Linked DNA regions of Homo sapiens: region 2 is linked to region 1. A link is a loop called in an ENCODE intact Hi-C map of the cell type or tissue named here. Cell type or tissue: ovary. All regions are shown on one strand.

Region 1 (8,000 bases):
TAATTTTTTGTTTCATTAATCGGTTGTAGTAAAGGAGAAATATAAAGCCCCAATTAATATTATTTGTCCTGATCATATTCAACTTCACAGTACTGACACAGGTGGCCATACCAAGCATCCTTGTTTATGAAACACCTTTTTCTCTTTTGCCATGATCCATGCTTGTGTTACATCACTGGCTTCTCCTTCTTCATCTCCTTCACTGGGTCTTCTTCCTTATCAGGATATTATAAATGAGACTCTGTTCTCAGCCCCCTTCTTTATTTATATTCTCTTCCTAGGGAATCCAAACAGCCCCATAGCTTTCAATCCCATATGCTGATGGTTTTCACATTTATACCTCCACGCTGGACATTTTCCCAATCTCCTAGATTCTTTACCTGCCCAGATGACATCTTTTCTTAGCCGTCAATTGGCATTTCTTTCATAACATGTCAAAACAAAATTATTCCCTGCTTCACACCCTCACACCCTATAAATTCTTCCTCATACAACCTTTCCCTATGCCTACACATGATATCAGCCATCCAGCTGCTCAAGCTAAACTCCTGGAAGTCATCCTTGCTTCCTCTTTTTACTTTACATCCCATGTCCAATCCACCTACCTCCTGTCAAATCTCTATCCAAAATATGTCCGAATGCAACCACTTTACATTTCACTGCTACAATCCTAGTCTTAAACTACCACCATCTCTCTTGGCCCATGCAAGGTGATCTAGTTTCTACACTTGGGAGCATATTCTCCACACAACAGTCACAGTGTTTTTCCAGAGTAAAACTCAGTTTGCATCACTCTCCAGGTTAATCCACTGCAACTAGATTTAGAACTAAGTTCCGTATAACATACATTTTACCCACAGCCTTCAAAAGGCTCTGCATGACTCATCTTCCTTTATCTCTCCTCTCTTGCTTTGAACACCAAATTCCAGCCACACCGGCCTTTTTCCTGTCCCTTGAACACACCAAGATTGTTAGTGTATCAGGGACTTTGTACTTCTTCTTTCTTCTGCTTGGAACACTTGCATCTCCTCCCAACAACCTGCAAAAGGCCTCCCCTTAACTCACATCCTCACCACCCATCTCTATCACGTTAGCCTAGGTTATCTTCTCCATAGCCTCACAAGTATCTGAATTAATCATTTCCTTCTTTATGAGTTATCTATTTTCTTACCCTGGAATGTTACGTCTTTGACAGCAAGGCTTCTGTTCTTGTTCAGCACTATATTCACAGCAAAAAAGAACAATGCCTGGCTCAGAGTAGATGCTTAATATAAATTTTTTTTAACTGACCAACTTTTAGCTAACCCAAATTTGCCCACAACACACAAAGGATGACATGCAATTACTCTAAAAGTCCTTGGAATACTGCAACCCTAAAATGCTGAAATGTCATGAAAGCCTTAAAGACTATCCCATAATTTTCAGTTTATTTCCAGTTATTTAATAACATAGTGATGTCATGGGGTCATCAAAGGCATTTCCTAACTTGCTCCTTCAAGTTGCTAGTCACGCTGCATAGCAGAAATGTTAAAATGATTAAGTGAAGTAGTTTATTTTGAATACACCATGTGTGTGACTTTTTAAAGAAAGTTTGCCTTAAGCCAATTAATGATATTAATGACCACTCCTTAAATACCTTCTTACTTGTTTTGAAATTTCATGTTAGGATTTCTTAAGTCAAAGATGTGTAGAAAGCAGATACAATACATATGAAAATACACACACTCCTTTTTTCTATTATAAAGATAATTTTTTGTTGGTTTTTTTTTTTTTTTTTTTTTTTGAGATGGAGTTTCACTCTTGTTGCCCAGGCTGGAGTGCAATGGCGCAATCTCGACTCCCTACAACCTCTGCCTCCTGGGTTCAAGCGATTCTCCTGCCTCAGCCTCCCAAGTATCTGGGATTACAGGCATGCACCACCATGCCCGGCTAATTTTTTATATTTAGTAGAGATGGGGTTTCACCATGTTGGTCAGGCTGGTCTCAAACCCTTGAGCTCAGGTGATCCACCCTCCTCGGCCTCCCAAAGTGCTGGGAATACAGGCGTGAGCCACCATGCCCAGCCGGTAATGTAATAATAGATCATATATTCCAGGCAGCAGTGCTAAATACTTTACATGCATAATCTAACTGAATTCTCAAACATTCCTATAAGGTATGGACCACTCATATTTCCGTATTACATTCAGACAATTGAGGTTTATAAAGGCTAAGTATCACAAAGTTACACAACCAGTAAATGATGAAGCAAGAATTTGAATCCTCAATGGTCTGATTCTAAAGCCTGTATTCTTACTCCTGCATAATACTGTATCTCAAATGATTATAGTACATTATAAATTTCTTTTCTTCTAATTCTTCATACATTTTTTTCAAATCAAATCCTACCAAGATAACCAAGGAAAACAGTTTAGTGCAGATAACAGTTTATTCTTTCAAACAAGTCTAGGTTTGCTAAATGTCTATATATCCAAAGGATTCTGAATGGACAGTGTGAGAAGAGACTGGTAATTATTACTAGTACATAAAGTAGGGCCCACCCAATGTAAGCATAGAGATTTATGTGTGTCCAGGTCTGCTCTTAGGTCATTACCCTATAGAAAGTCCAAAGTAACCCTTGCTTCAACACACCTAAGTAAGATATCTGACTCCTGGTAAAATATTAGTGATGGAATGCAATGCAATAAACCTTATTTGAAGGACCTTAAAAGAACAAAGCCTTCACTAATGACATTTTAATGAGGAAATGCATATGCTAATTACTGTATTCTTCTAGCTAGTCTATAAAAAGCCTATGCCAAAGTAATGTAAGTATCTGCTGATTCAGACTTTACTGAAAAAGGTTTAGTTTTATATTTTCAATCATTGGGTAAAACAAAGGAAAAAAAAATAAGGAAAAAAATCCACCTTAAGTCCCAGATCTAGCTTGCTATCTGAGGAGGAGAAGATTAACAGGGAGCACTCAGAATACAACAAATGTTTTTCCAATGAGTATTTACCCAAGTCCCAGATCAATTGTTTAGCAGTACATAAATCTGATATAACCACTTGGCTAATGAAACATCAACACTACCTGATAGTACTACATTTTGAGGCAAGGAACAGTGTAGGCCCAGGGAACAGACAAGACTGCCAATACATGGCAGTTGTATCCTAAGTGTGTATTCACATATATGACCTCATTTCATCCTTGAGACATCCTTGTAGGTGGGTGGCAGGAAGGACACTGGCTAATAAACATTAGTGAAAGTTAAAAACATCCCAGGTTACTTAAGAGGCTGAAATTCCATAGATTTTGTGGAATTTTAAATCATTTTTTTCTCATTAGAATTTCATTTGTCCCCTTTCTCTCAACACTCAATTATCTATACTTATGGAAGGAAACAGATGTAACAATAAAGTAAAATGCTAGGAAAAAAAAACAAAAAACAGATAGAAAAGGTCTGTCTCTCCATGTCTCCACGTATCTCTAGTATCTCCTTCCATGCCTGCCCTGACCCTTTCCTGGTTTAACCTCATCACCATACATAGATACACAAGAAAGCCTCCACTTTCAAGCTGTAAAATGTTTTTAGGAACTCTTATTAGAAAGTGTTGATGAAAAAACAGACTTAACATGAGCTAGTGTGCATTAACGGAGGGGGACAGGGAATAACACAGGATAGAGGAGGGAAGAGAACAGTTCTAATGCCACTTAATTAGCCATATGTCCTACAACAAGTTATTTAACCTCACAGATCCCAGTTTTCTCCTCTGCAAATTAGGAACTTGAAACAGATGGCCTTTTATTCTGAATCTAATCCTCTATAATTCTGACTCTAGCATACATTCAGTTCAAGATAAGACTTATTCTTTAAGGGCTAGCTTAACTGCTACCTCCTCTAAGAAGTCTTCCCTGATAAAGCCACGGGAACCAAGTTTTCCCTCCTCTTAAAGCTTATGCTACCATGTTGGTACCACTCTGTAATGATCAAGAGCACTGGTCAAAGGCCTTAGTTTAAAACCTCACTACTTGTTAACTGTGTGACCTTAGGTCAATTACAGTCTCGCTTTGCTTAACAATGGGCATACGTTCTGAGAAATGTATTGTTAAGTGATCTCGTTGCTGTGCAAACTTCATAGAGTATACTTACAAAAACCTAGATTGTACAGTCTGCTATACACCTAGGCTCTATGGTATAGCCTATTGCTCCTAGGCTACAAACCTCTACAGCATGTTACTGTACTGAATAGCATAGTTGCCTATGTAGTACAGTACTGTAACATAATGGCAAGTATTTGTGTGTCTAAATACAGAAAAGTACTGTAAAAATATGTTATTATAATTTATTGGATCTCCACTATATATGTGGTCTGTTGTTGACTGACACGTTGTTATATGGTGCATGACTGCATTTGCCCTATCTGACCTCAGTTTCATAAGTTGTCAAACAGAGATAATAATAGATTGGTGGGACTATTAAAGGATTAAGTGATTGCAGCTACTCAGGAGACAGAGGCAGGAGGGTCACCTGAGGCTAAGAGTTCAAGACCAGCCTGGGCAATACAGTGAGATCCCATGTCTACAAAAAATAAAAAAATAAAAATTAGCCAGGCACAAATGGTGCATTCCTGAAGTCCCAGCTTCTTGGGAGGCTGAGGCAGGAAGATCCATTCACTCTGGGTTTGAGGTTGCAGTGGGCTATGATCATGCCACTGCACTCCAGCCTGGGTGACACAGCAAGACCCTGTTTTAAAAACCCAACCAAACCAAACAAAACAATGCAGATACTTCTTAGTATCTGCTGTGAATTCAGTGGTAAACCAAAGTGATGGACACAGTCACCAAACTCAAATAACCTTTTTTTTTCCCTATAGACCAAAATAAAATTTTAAAGTATTAGTCTTGCTCTCTGTAAGTTTAGAATACTTAAAATAATGAAACCCATAGATAGCAGAATATGGAAACAGAATTACTATGGTTTGGACGTGTGGATGTTTTATTCCCCTAGACCATGAGGATAATACTTAATCTCTAAGATCAGGAAAATTTCATATATCAGTTCAACATTTATTGGTTACCAGGTGCTTATGATAGGCCCTTGGGATACAATGATAAACAGAAGGTTCCTGCCTTTCAAGGGTATGCATTACAGTGGGGGAAAAACAATTAACTTACAGGAATTCTAAGGGAATTACAACCTTTAGACTTAAGATTTCCTTAACTAACTACAAATCTATCCTGCTGTATATACAGGGCCTCTTATTGAGCTATAGAGCACCCTGTTAATTCTGAGAAATCTCTATCTCCCATTCTCCCCACCCCCCGACAAAACATATTTTCTCTGTCTCTTTCAATCAAAGCTGAATAATGCAAAATGGATTACTATGTTAAAGGCTGACTCAATTAATTCATTTATTTCACAAATTTTAAAGAAAAATGACTTCTTTGGGAAGAAAGACCATGTTTCTACATCCCTGTACTTCTACTGTGAACATCTAGGCAAACTACCTGATATTAACAATGTGGGAACACAGCAGTGAGAACTCTGGTTAAAATACTGAATATATATTTCCCCTAAAGATATACAACAATGTATTTATATCCTTTTGAAAATATGAATGAGGCAACACATTCCTTGTTCAAATGGCAACAAATTCCTCTTAGATTATGGGGTCTGGGTACCACTATCTTACATCACTGGTATGAATTATTAGGAAAATAAAAACATAAAAGAGGGAAAATAACTGATGTTATTTTAAAATGTTGTGTATATGTGTGTGGACATACACGTATATACAAAAATGCTCAAACAACTAACATTTATACAGTGTCTTTTTTTTTTTTTTTTAAGGCTTAAAAATTTTTTTAATAGCCAATCATTCATTTATTTTCAAAACATAATTCTCGATCACGTGCACACTCCCTTCTTCTCTCTACAAATACATTAGTTCAGAAATAACTTAAATATTTCCTTGACATTCACAATCTAGTTTTTAGCACTGAAAATCAAAGGGATACAAATGAATTTTAAATTTTTATTTGGGGAGTTGTTATAAGACTAAGCTATATTCAAATATCAATCATTAAAACTAGTGAGGCCACTCACTATACCACCATACTTTTCATAAATCTCCTTTGATGAATAAATTCTACTTCCTTACAAAAGAAGACTCTGTTTAAAAAAGGTACCAACTTTTCTATATATCCCCCTACTTTATTCTGGAAATGTCTTTTGCTTCTTAAAGTAATTGTTAGATTTTTTAAGCCAGAAATCTGTTAGTCCTAATTATGAATTATTTTAATGTCAAATATGCATATGGTTAATCAATAGTTTTCTTTATCATAGATTCAAAATTTTAAGCTTATTTTCCTTCCATTCTTTAGGCATTCAACACGTTAATGAAAAGTACAATGTCAGTCTACTTCTCATTCTTTTATCCGTAAACTTCTTTTTTTTTTTTTTTTTTATTATACTCTAAGTTTTAGGGTACATGTGCACATTGTGCAGGTTAGTTACATATGTATACATGTGCCATGCTGGTGCGCTGCACCCACTAATGTGTCATCTAGCATTAGGTATATCTCCCAATGCTATCCCTCCCCCCTCCCCCGACCCCACCACAGTCCCCAGAGTGTGATATTCCCCTTCCTGTGTCCATGTGATCTCATTGTTCAATTCCCACCTATGAGTGAGAATATGCGGTGTTTGGTTTTTTGTTCTTGCGATAGTTTACTGAGAGATGGTTTCCAATTTCATCCATGTCCCTACAAAGGATATGAACTCATCATTTTTTATGGCTGCATAGTATTCCATGGTGTATATGTGCCACATTTTCTTAATCCAGTCTATCATTGTTGGACATTTGGGTTGGTTCCAAGTCTTTGCTATTGTGAATAGTGCCGCAATAAACATATGTGTGCATGTGTCTTTATAGCAGCATGATTTATACTCATTTGGGTATATACCCAGTAATGGGATGGCTGGGTCAAATGGTATTTCTAGTTCTAGATCCCTGAGGAATCGCCACACTGACTTCCACAATGGTTGAACTAGTTTACAGTCCCACCAACAGTGTAAAAGTGTTCCTATTTCTCCGCATCCTCTCCAGCACCTGTTGTTTCCTGACTTTTTAATGATTGCCATTCTAACTGGTGTGAGATGATATCTCATAGTGGTTTTGATTTGCATTTCTCTGATGGCCAGTGATGATGAGCATTTCTTCATGTGTTTTTTGGCTGCATAAATGTCTTCTTTTGAGAAGTGTCTGTTCATGTCCTTCGCCCACTTTTTGATGGGGTTGTTTGTTTTTTTCTTGTAAATTTGTTTGAGTTCATTGTAGATTCTGGATATTAGCCCTTTGTCAGATGAGTAGGTTGCGAAAATTTTCTCCCATGTTGTAGGTTGCCTGTTCACTCTGATGGTAGTTTCTTTTGCTGTGCAGAAGCTCTTTAGTTTAATTAGATCCCATTTGTCAATTTTGTCTTTTGTTGCCATTGCTTTTGGTGTTTTGGACATGAAGTCCTTGCCCACGCCTATGTCCTGAATGGTAATGCCTAGGTTTTCTTCTAGGGTTTTTATGGTTTTAGGTTTAACGTTTAAATCTTTAATCCATCTTGAATTGATTTTTGTATAAGGTGTAAGGAAGGGATCCAGTTTCAGCTTTCTACATATGGCTAGCCAGTTTTCCCAGCACCATTTATTAAATAGGGAATCCTTTCCCCATTGCTTGTTTTTCTCAGGTTTGTCAAAGATCAGATAGTTGTAGATATGCGGCATTATTTCTGAGGGCTCTGTTCTGTTCCATTGATCTATGTCTCTGTTTTGGTACCAGTACCATGCTGTTTTGGTTACTGTAGCCTTGTAGTATAGTTTGAAGTCAGGTAGTGTGATGCCTCCAGCTTTGTTCTTTTGGCTTAGGATTGACTTGGCAATGCGGGCTCTTTTTTGGTTCCATATGAACTTTAAAGTAGTTTTTTCCAATTCTGTGAAGAAAGTCATTGGTAGCTTGATGGGGAT
Region 2 (8,000 bases), 580 kb before region 1:
TTGCATCATTATATTCGCTATTTTACCTGTCATGTACCATTAGAAGGTAACAAGATCATTGTCAGTCAAAGATGGGGGAGATAATTAGAGCATCTATAGGTTAGCAGGAAATCAAATTGGTGCTGGTACCCATCAGTGCCGAGGAGCTGAGCGTAATTAGGGGGAAAATATGCAAAGGGTGAGATGAATGAAGCCCTGGGGATTAGATACCGTGGCTGATTTGAGAGCTTGACTCTCCTACGTTCTGACATTGCAGATGGCGACGTCAAAATAGGTGTACAATTGGAGCAGTGAAAAATAGCAAAGCAAGGCGCCACTGCTACTGTCTGCAGGGGCCTGAGAAGTGCCTGATGTGGAAAAACACAGTGTTTATCGTGTTTTCCAATCCACTGGGTTTTTCTTCCTTATTTTTTCCAGTTTGGAGTCAGTTATTAACGTAGGAAAACAGGGCTGTGTGAAATGGGCTTTTATTCAAGAAGTCACTGCTCTGCCCAGATTAGCGGATGTCTGCAACCGGACCGACTTCTCAGTGCCCTTTTCTCGCCCTGGACTGACTTTTCCAGTGCCTTGGATGCACTTCTCAGATGCCCCTGTGAAACCACGGGAGTCCACAGCACTCGCCAACCACAGATCTGCCCCCCCGCTAATTTCTGAACATTTCTATTCTGATTCCCATTCAGCAGCTACCCAGATCTTGCTAACTTGAACTGCTTTTACTTTTTCCCTAGTAACATACAAACACCCATGCAAATAATCTCATCCAAATAGCAATTTCATCAGGTCGGTATAAGAAAATTTAACATTTTTTTGTTTTTTTAACATCATGGAAAAAAACAAAACAGATTTTAGAGGACAGGGAGACTGCAAACTGATGAGGACTACACCACGTAATTAAAAGAGAGAAAAAGCTAAGACAGGAAAAAAAAATCTGGAAGGTCTTAAGTAACATATGACTGACCGAGTCCACAGATTGAAATGCAATACAACGAGCAAGCAAAAACTGTTGTCACAGGCCCTAGGTCAGAATTCTCATCACTGCTGGAAAAGCAAACACTTTCGCTGAGTTTTGAAGTAGCCAGGCACAAACAACTGGCTAACGTGGCCCACACTGTACACACGTCTACAAAATCCAGAAGTACCTTTTACAGTATCTTGGACATACGAAAAACTAACAGAACCCCCCCTCCTCAAAAAACAAACCACAAGCGACTGTGTGGGGTGCAAATGTTTATAGTAACAAATTGGTGAGACACTAACCGAGTTGGGTAGGGTGGTCAGCCACTGCAGGTGAGCCTTCTGTTCTTACACGGGCTGGGTTCGAGGTGTTTCTTTTCAAGAGCCCGGTCTTGTACAGGTATGGCTTCTTCCCTAAGGTAATGATGGTCACCTCACACAAACAAGCAGCTGGAAGCTTAGTTCACATTTTTTAATAACATGGCACAGTTTACATTACACAAGAAGGCTCCGCCGATGAGAACATGCTGAAGATTCAGTTGCTTCACTTTTCTTTTCACATAGGATCTAGAAAGGACTTTATTACATACAGGATAAACAGCAAAAAGGTCCGTATAGAACAATCTCTTTACAATACTGAAAGCTACCACTACAGTTCCAGTGTACATATTCCTTGCATTTTTTTTAGTTGTTGTCTTAAAAAAAAAAAAAAACACCGCACAACATCTGGAGTTCACAAAATCTGAAGCTCACAACTAAACCTTCAGTTTACTACTAAAATAGATCTCTCTGCTTATTAGAAACAATGGTCTGTAGTTAACTTTTTTTTTTTTTTTTTTTTGCAAAAACAGGATAACAACGTCAGATAGCACTTTAATATACTAGAAGACCAAATGGAACTAATTTTATTTCATACATATATTTTACAGTCCAGTAGACAAGATATATTGTATTTCTCTGCTAGTAAAGTCATATTCTCTCCAAATATGTAGACAAGAGGCTTAATGTATTATAAAAGTATTATGAAGAGACATTAAGATTGATGCAAACTCAAAAAACACACTCACACACAAGACTTTTTTTTCTGCCATCTTTCACCCTCTAACTCGCGATGGCTCCACAAGGTTGACCTGTTACGGCTGTTCCCAGACTTGATCACCAGCTGGAATACAGTGCGTCACATCAGGAAACGTGCACCTTACATCCGTCAGTTATTGAATACAGTGAAAACATATCCATCATCTGAGAAAACTTGAAGCTTTCTTTCAGGATCTGTTTGGGTGTAAGTAAATCTCATTACAAAACGAGGAAGTGTGTACAGGTATGAAATAGGACACACTAAAAAAGGCATGGTTCTCACATGAGGTGTGTGTGAAGTCACTGGCGACCTGTGTGTGTCTGACAGACACCACCACCCGTCCCCTGATTTTGGCATCTGGCAAATCCCACCCTCCCTGGCACTGGTTGCTCATGTCCTCAGTTACCTCTCCGGGGCTACACTTTCCCCCAGAGCCCACAAGCGGCAACTTCAGATGCTAAGTTCCAGCCTGGGGTCCAATTTGCAAAACAGGATGTTTCTCCGTTTGAAAAAAAACAAGCAAGGAAAACAGAGTCATATCACGTAAGCGCTTGTTCAGGGAAAATATGACCTTAAGTATGCTGTAAATGGATTTGAAAAGGCTCCTTTGAGTTAGGCGGGCTTTTGTGAAAAGCCCGAACATTCATTGCATAGTTGAAGGGTTTAGCTGTCTATAACAATATATGGGAACACAGCTTTAGCCGACTGTGTTCACTGATATTAAGTAAGTTTGCAAATAGCACATTTTAAGAAGTATTAATGTATTATGTTACTTTATCTATTTACATTTGTACAAAGTAAAGCTTTCATCTTACCCTTTTGCATATATGAACCATTAGCTCATGAAGCAATCTCTTTTTACATAACTATGTACACGGCCTTCCCACCTCATCTGAAAGAATTTTGCATGATGGATGGCGTGGACTTCTCCCCCCCACCGCCCCCGCTACAATTATCATCCAATTGGTGTGTGTTGTCATCTTCACTGTTTTGGTTCAAATCAAAAAGTTTTATACGAGAAACAAAAAGTAGGAGACGTGAGAACATATGACTGGGCTAAAAGATCTGAAAAATCTCAACATATAATATACAAAACATTTCAAAATGTGCACTGAGTCTATACATTTTTTACAAGGGGAAGGGGTGGGGCTTTCCCCCCCAGTCTGTGTGAGCCATGCAGGAGTTCTGTCTCTCAAGCCTGGCCTGGTGTCTGCCTAGGGTTTCTTCTTCCTCGTTCTTGCTCCTGTTCTCGGCTTATCGGGCCTCGATATCCTTCAGCGTGTGGGAAGGGGGCCTCTCCCTTATCTCTGCGGACAGAGGAGTCGTCCTTCTGGGAGAGACCGGGCGGCCCCCCAGCGTGGAGATGAGCGGGGGAGGTGCGCTCAGCGCTGCTGTCGGAGGGGTCTTGTTGAGGAGTCCGTTCTGGTTGCCCGCGGTGGGGCTGATGCGGGGATAGTGCATGCTGGGGAGTCCCGGGGTGATGAGGCTGGGGTGGGGGAGGTGTCCGTCGAGGGAGGCGGGGTGCACGGAGTGGAGCCGCGTGTGCTCGTAGTCTTCTCTGAGCATGTGCAAGCGCTCCCGCTCGTCCAGGTGGCCTCCCCGCTCGTGCTCCCGCCGAGGGTCCACAGACAGCGGGTGGTGGTGGTGGTGGTGGTGGTGGCTGTAGTCGTGAGGCTCCCGGTCCCTGAAGGAGCGGTCGGCTTCGTACAGCCGGGGAGTCGAGAGCCGGTGGAGCGGGTCGTTCCTTAGCAGGAAGTCCCTGCCCAGCGGGTCTCTCCGGTGAATGTCAAGTTCTCGGTAAGGATCCCTCAAGGGGTCCCGGATGGGGTCCCAGTGGAAAGAAGGGTACGGGAAGCGCTCTCCGCCCGGGAGGGGGCTGATGCCCATGAAGGGGGTCATCATGCGAGTCCTGTCCAGGCTGCTGATGCTGTTCATGGGGTGAATGCCCGTCACCCCCACCGTCATGGGCATCGAGGCCAGGGGCCCCGGGTGCACGCTGGACGAGGAGTTGGGAGGCGGCGGCTCCGAGGCCCGGTGGGTCTGCGGGGCCTCTGGAGGCAGGTCATGGTCTTCCTTCCGCTCCTCCTTCACCTTGACCTCGGAGCTCTTCTTGGGGTTCTCGTAGGCCGGCTCACCCTTGCGCGGCTCGGCCTCCCGGCTCGAGGTGCTGTTGGGCCTGGCACTCTCCACCACCGGGGTCCGCACGTAGGGAGACGGCACCCGGGCCAGCTGCTTGGCCTCTTCGCCCGCGGCGCGCCCCTCGTGGCCGTGCCCGTCCTTCTCGGGCAGGTGGCCCTCTTTCGCCTTGTGCTCGTCGGCGGCCAGGTCCTTGCGGGATTCCGAGTGGTCTCTCTCCCTCTCTTTGGGTTTGTCCTTCTCCCGAGCCTCAGTGTTCAGATGAGCCCGGATCTGTTCAGTGGAGCTGCGGGTATGTCCCAGGGCATTCACCGGGAGGACAGGTGCTGGTGAAGGGTGGCTGGAGTGTCTCTTCTCGACGCTTTCCCTGGGGGAGAGAGGGGAAGACAAGGACGCAGATGAAATGAAAGGGGCGAGTCGGCCGGGCCAGGGGCTGCGGGTGAAATGGTGGTGTGAAGAGGACAGGCTGGGGGCTGCTTCCCATGGTCGCCAAGGCAGCAGCCGTGCCCTGGACAGGGCAGAGCCAGCCACCCTTATCCTACTTACCTAGATTTTAGAGGAAGCTTAATGGGGGAGATGGACCAGGGATGAGGGTGAGGGGGAGTCTGCTGGGAGCAAGAATCTCTCTGCATGTTAAGAGCCTCAACCAAGAGCACAGAAGAAGAGCTTCCAGAAAGCCAAGATGGCTGCATGTGGTCAATAAGGCAATGATGTGGCAATCCAGCCCGACTGTCTGGACTCCCGGGATCATCTAGTGTAAAGAATCACGTTTTAAGAGCCCAACGCCCAGTATCACTTTTCTTCCAACTTTGCAACACTGAACCAGTGGAAGAAAGGGTTCAACATCAGTGTCACAGAAGTCTCTTGCTCCTTACAAGGACAAGTGACCAGTTTCAGAGCAAAGAACGTGGATACAGAGCCATCTCCAAGACACAGCACGTGAGAAAGGCTCAAAAGGAAGCCACAGTTGGAGGACTTTTGGGTTGCAAAGAGCACTTGTGCACCAGATGGGATAAGAAAGCCAAAGTCTGATGAGAAGACGGAGGGAAGGCAGTAGGAAAAGCAGGTCCCTAAACACGAAACCTCATGGGGACATTGAAAACAATTTTAGAGAGCAGCTGTGAGTGAAAACACGAGACAAGAATTTTAGAGACCTGTCTTGGATGGGGGCTCAAGAGTATTGGGCAGAAAATGCAAAAACAAATGGAATGACAATAAGGTAAAACTTGAGTTAAAACTAAGACCAGGCAGGTCTTACGGATGGTGCCAAGACAGATATGGCAAAGTTGAGGAGAGCAGCAGGCTGCCATGCTGGCTTGGTGCTGGTGTGCAAGGATCAGAGGACCACAGAGTATTCAGGAGGCTCCCCTATAAGGGCTGTTTCTTGCCCACATGCAGAGAAGAAGAATAACTTTTAAGGGAAGGATGGAAGAAGAGTATATTTTATTTATTAAGCTTCCTGACTTTAATCCAAGAGGCCATTTTGACGCCATCCAGAAAAACACGCAAAGGGCTGGTGGCCACATCCTGCATTGCACCTAGTGACAGGCTGTGTACAGAGAGCTCGCGGCCTAGGGTCGGCCAGGTTATGTTGCTAGGCGTGCCTCATTTTGGCAGTTCACAGCTCAGAGATGAATGTCATAAACATTCCTCCCAGTGGTTAAGAGATTGTTATCATACTGCCTTGAAGGAAAATTTGTTTTTCTTTTATCAGTCAGCATGATGGCCTCTGATGAGTATCTACTAATCTGCCCCATTTAGAGCCTGCAAAGTTGAATTCTTTCTTTGAAATTACTAGGATATACACACACACATACATACACGGTATACAAAGAAAAGAAACATTAAAGATTCGGATCAAATTTGAATCTTAAATACTGCAAGGAAATTGGGATTAGGTATTTTCTGTCAAGCATATTTGTGCATTCCTTATCAGTTCATTTAAAGTGAAAATAAATAGCCTAAAGAAAGAAAAAAAAAAAGACATTTTTGTCAAGAATGCGTTACGATATTCTTTGGAAAAAAAACTCCAAGACATTCCCTGTTTAACGCTACTTTTTTTTTTAGGCATGGGTTACCAAGTGCAGAGACAACGGTTAACAAAATTATCCACTAGTGAAACCAAAACCAAACCAAAACTGCTTGTCGACGTTTCTCTACATCTATGTGAGTAAAATTTTATTAGTCATCTGTGAGCCCCAGGCTTTGAGTTTGAACAAAATTTGAGAAAAATATGATGAGGCAATGCAAACATGGCTTTCTAAAAGAAAACAAAAAGAGGAAAAGAGCGAGAAAAACCTATGGATGGTTAAATGGACTGCACGGACTTGAAAGCAAATATGGAATTGATTCATGCTGTGTGTGTCTGGCCCGAAGCTCCAACTCCCTGTCTTCTAGAGAAAGACTTCTGTTTGGACACGCTAACAGGGACTTGGGACGTGCTGATGTATAACTGCGACTGAGACAGGAATCTGTCGCTAGCTCTGCTATCTCCTACGGTCACCATATGCTATGGGCCATGGGGACTGCGAGGGGCTGCGGGCACTGGCTGTGGGGAGGAGCTGAGGCTACCGGGGCGGCTAAAGCACGAGGCTGGGACAGGGAGGGTGGGCGGCCAGTTCCACTGGTACTTGGCATAGAGCAGGCTCCCCCGTGGGGACTCGAGAGCGGTTTCTTTCCGTACCTTTCTTTGTCATCTTTACTAACAGATGAGTCTCGTTTATCTACATCTCTATCTCTGTCATGAGCTGCAGCGGACGCGCTGCGCTCCAGCTCCCCTGGCTTCAGCCAGGGCGGAGGGGTCGGGAACGACGGAGGCGTTCGGTGCAGCCGGTTCCAGGGTTCGTGAGGGTTGCTAAAGTTCTGCACACTGGGGCCATCCTTGTGGCCGAACATTGAGTTGGGTGCTGAAATGGTGAAGTGGAGAACAAAAAGGTTTAAGAGAAATTATATAATCTGCTGTAATGAAGGTACTTACCAAAAAACTTTTAACAGCATTCAGAGTTAAAATGAATACATATTATTGGGAGCTGGAAAAGGAAAGGAGATTAACAAATTCATTAGAGGAAGTCTTGTCCTACACTGGAGAGGTAGCTCACAGCTTTTTTTTTTCTTTTTAAAACCAAAAGCAAAGGTGGGGACAGGGGAAGTTAAAAAGGAAAAGGGACCAAATGGGTACTGAGATGACCTAATTCAACGTATCTGGTGCATGCAGAAGTTCCAGGCATGCAGAAGGGTGTGTTATGATGGTGGGATTTGGATTAACAATTCTAAATTGATTCACAGTAGAAGTCACTGTCTCCTCTACCCACCGTGGCCCTCTCAAGTGTCACCAGAGACCAGACAGGACCTTGCCCTCACCAGACACACAGGTCTCCTTCCTGTGTTTTAAATAAAGACCGACCTGTGACGGTATGCTCAGAGACACGTTTTAGCTCTTCCTGTACCCGGAATATATGGTATGTAGCATGAAAGAAAATAATTTGCATATTCAGCGACTAAACACTAATGTTTAGAACGTGAGATGGGGTTGTAATTCTTCTCCTAATCGAGATGGGCTTTTTTAATAGTAGAAAGCTGCAGAGTCCTCCTAGATGATGGAGAATAAAATGGTGCCAAATCTTGATTATCCCAAGCCTGGTGGTGTCGCAGCCTGGTGGTGTCTTCCTGCTATTTTTCATTGTGCTTTTTTCAATTCCACGAATGCCACGGGCAAGATGAAATGTAACAATTGCTGTAACTATTGCTTTCACTTGTAATGTGAGCTGCAGCCAAAATCTTGGAGAGCAGAGATGGGATGTGGATGAAACTCCGCACTTGAGTAAACTTTCTG

Evidence for each region. Hi-C counts contacts between places; a loop is a spot of excess contacts. Peaks named below come from ENCODE experiments on the same cell type or tissue, not always from the same donor. Only the 100,000 strongest peaks of a DNase experiment are listed, where the experiment ranks them.
Region 2: it touches region 1 in a loop (4-fold over the local background); 1 of 110 quality-filtered maps calls a loop at or near these places.

The regions. Positions count from the first base shown.
Region 1 is chr7:70,201,795-70,209,794 of GRCh38, reverse strand. The region is part of intron 4 of AUTS2 (activator of transcription and developmental regulator AUTS2); the gene reads right to left. Among named protein-coding and RNA genes, the nearest start is that of AUTS2, 610 kb to the right of the region's middle. In ovary, no CTCF peak of the experiment used is centred here; no DNase peak of the experiment used is centred here.
Region 2 is chr7:70,786,283-70,794,282 of GRCh38, reverse strand. AUTS2 (activator of transcription and developmental regulator AUTS2) reads right to left here. Exons shown (of 19, transcript NM_015570.4): 18 at 6,852-7,074; 19 at 777-4,535. The coding sequence ends at 3,287. Among named protein-coding and RNA genes, the nearest start is that of GALNT17, 340 kb to the left of the region's middle. In ovary, no CTCF peak of the experiment used is centred here; a DNase peak (open chromatin) is centred at 3,812.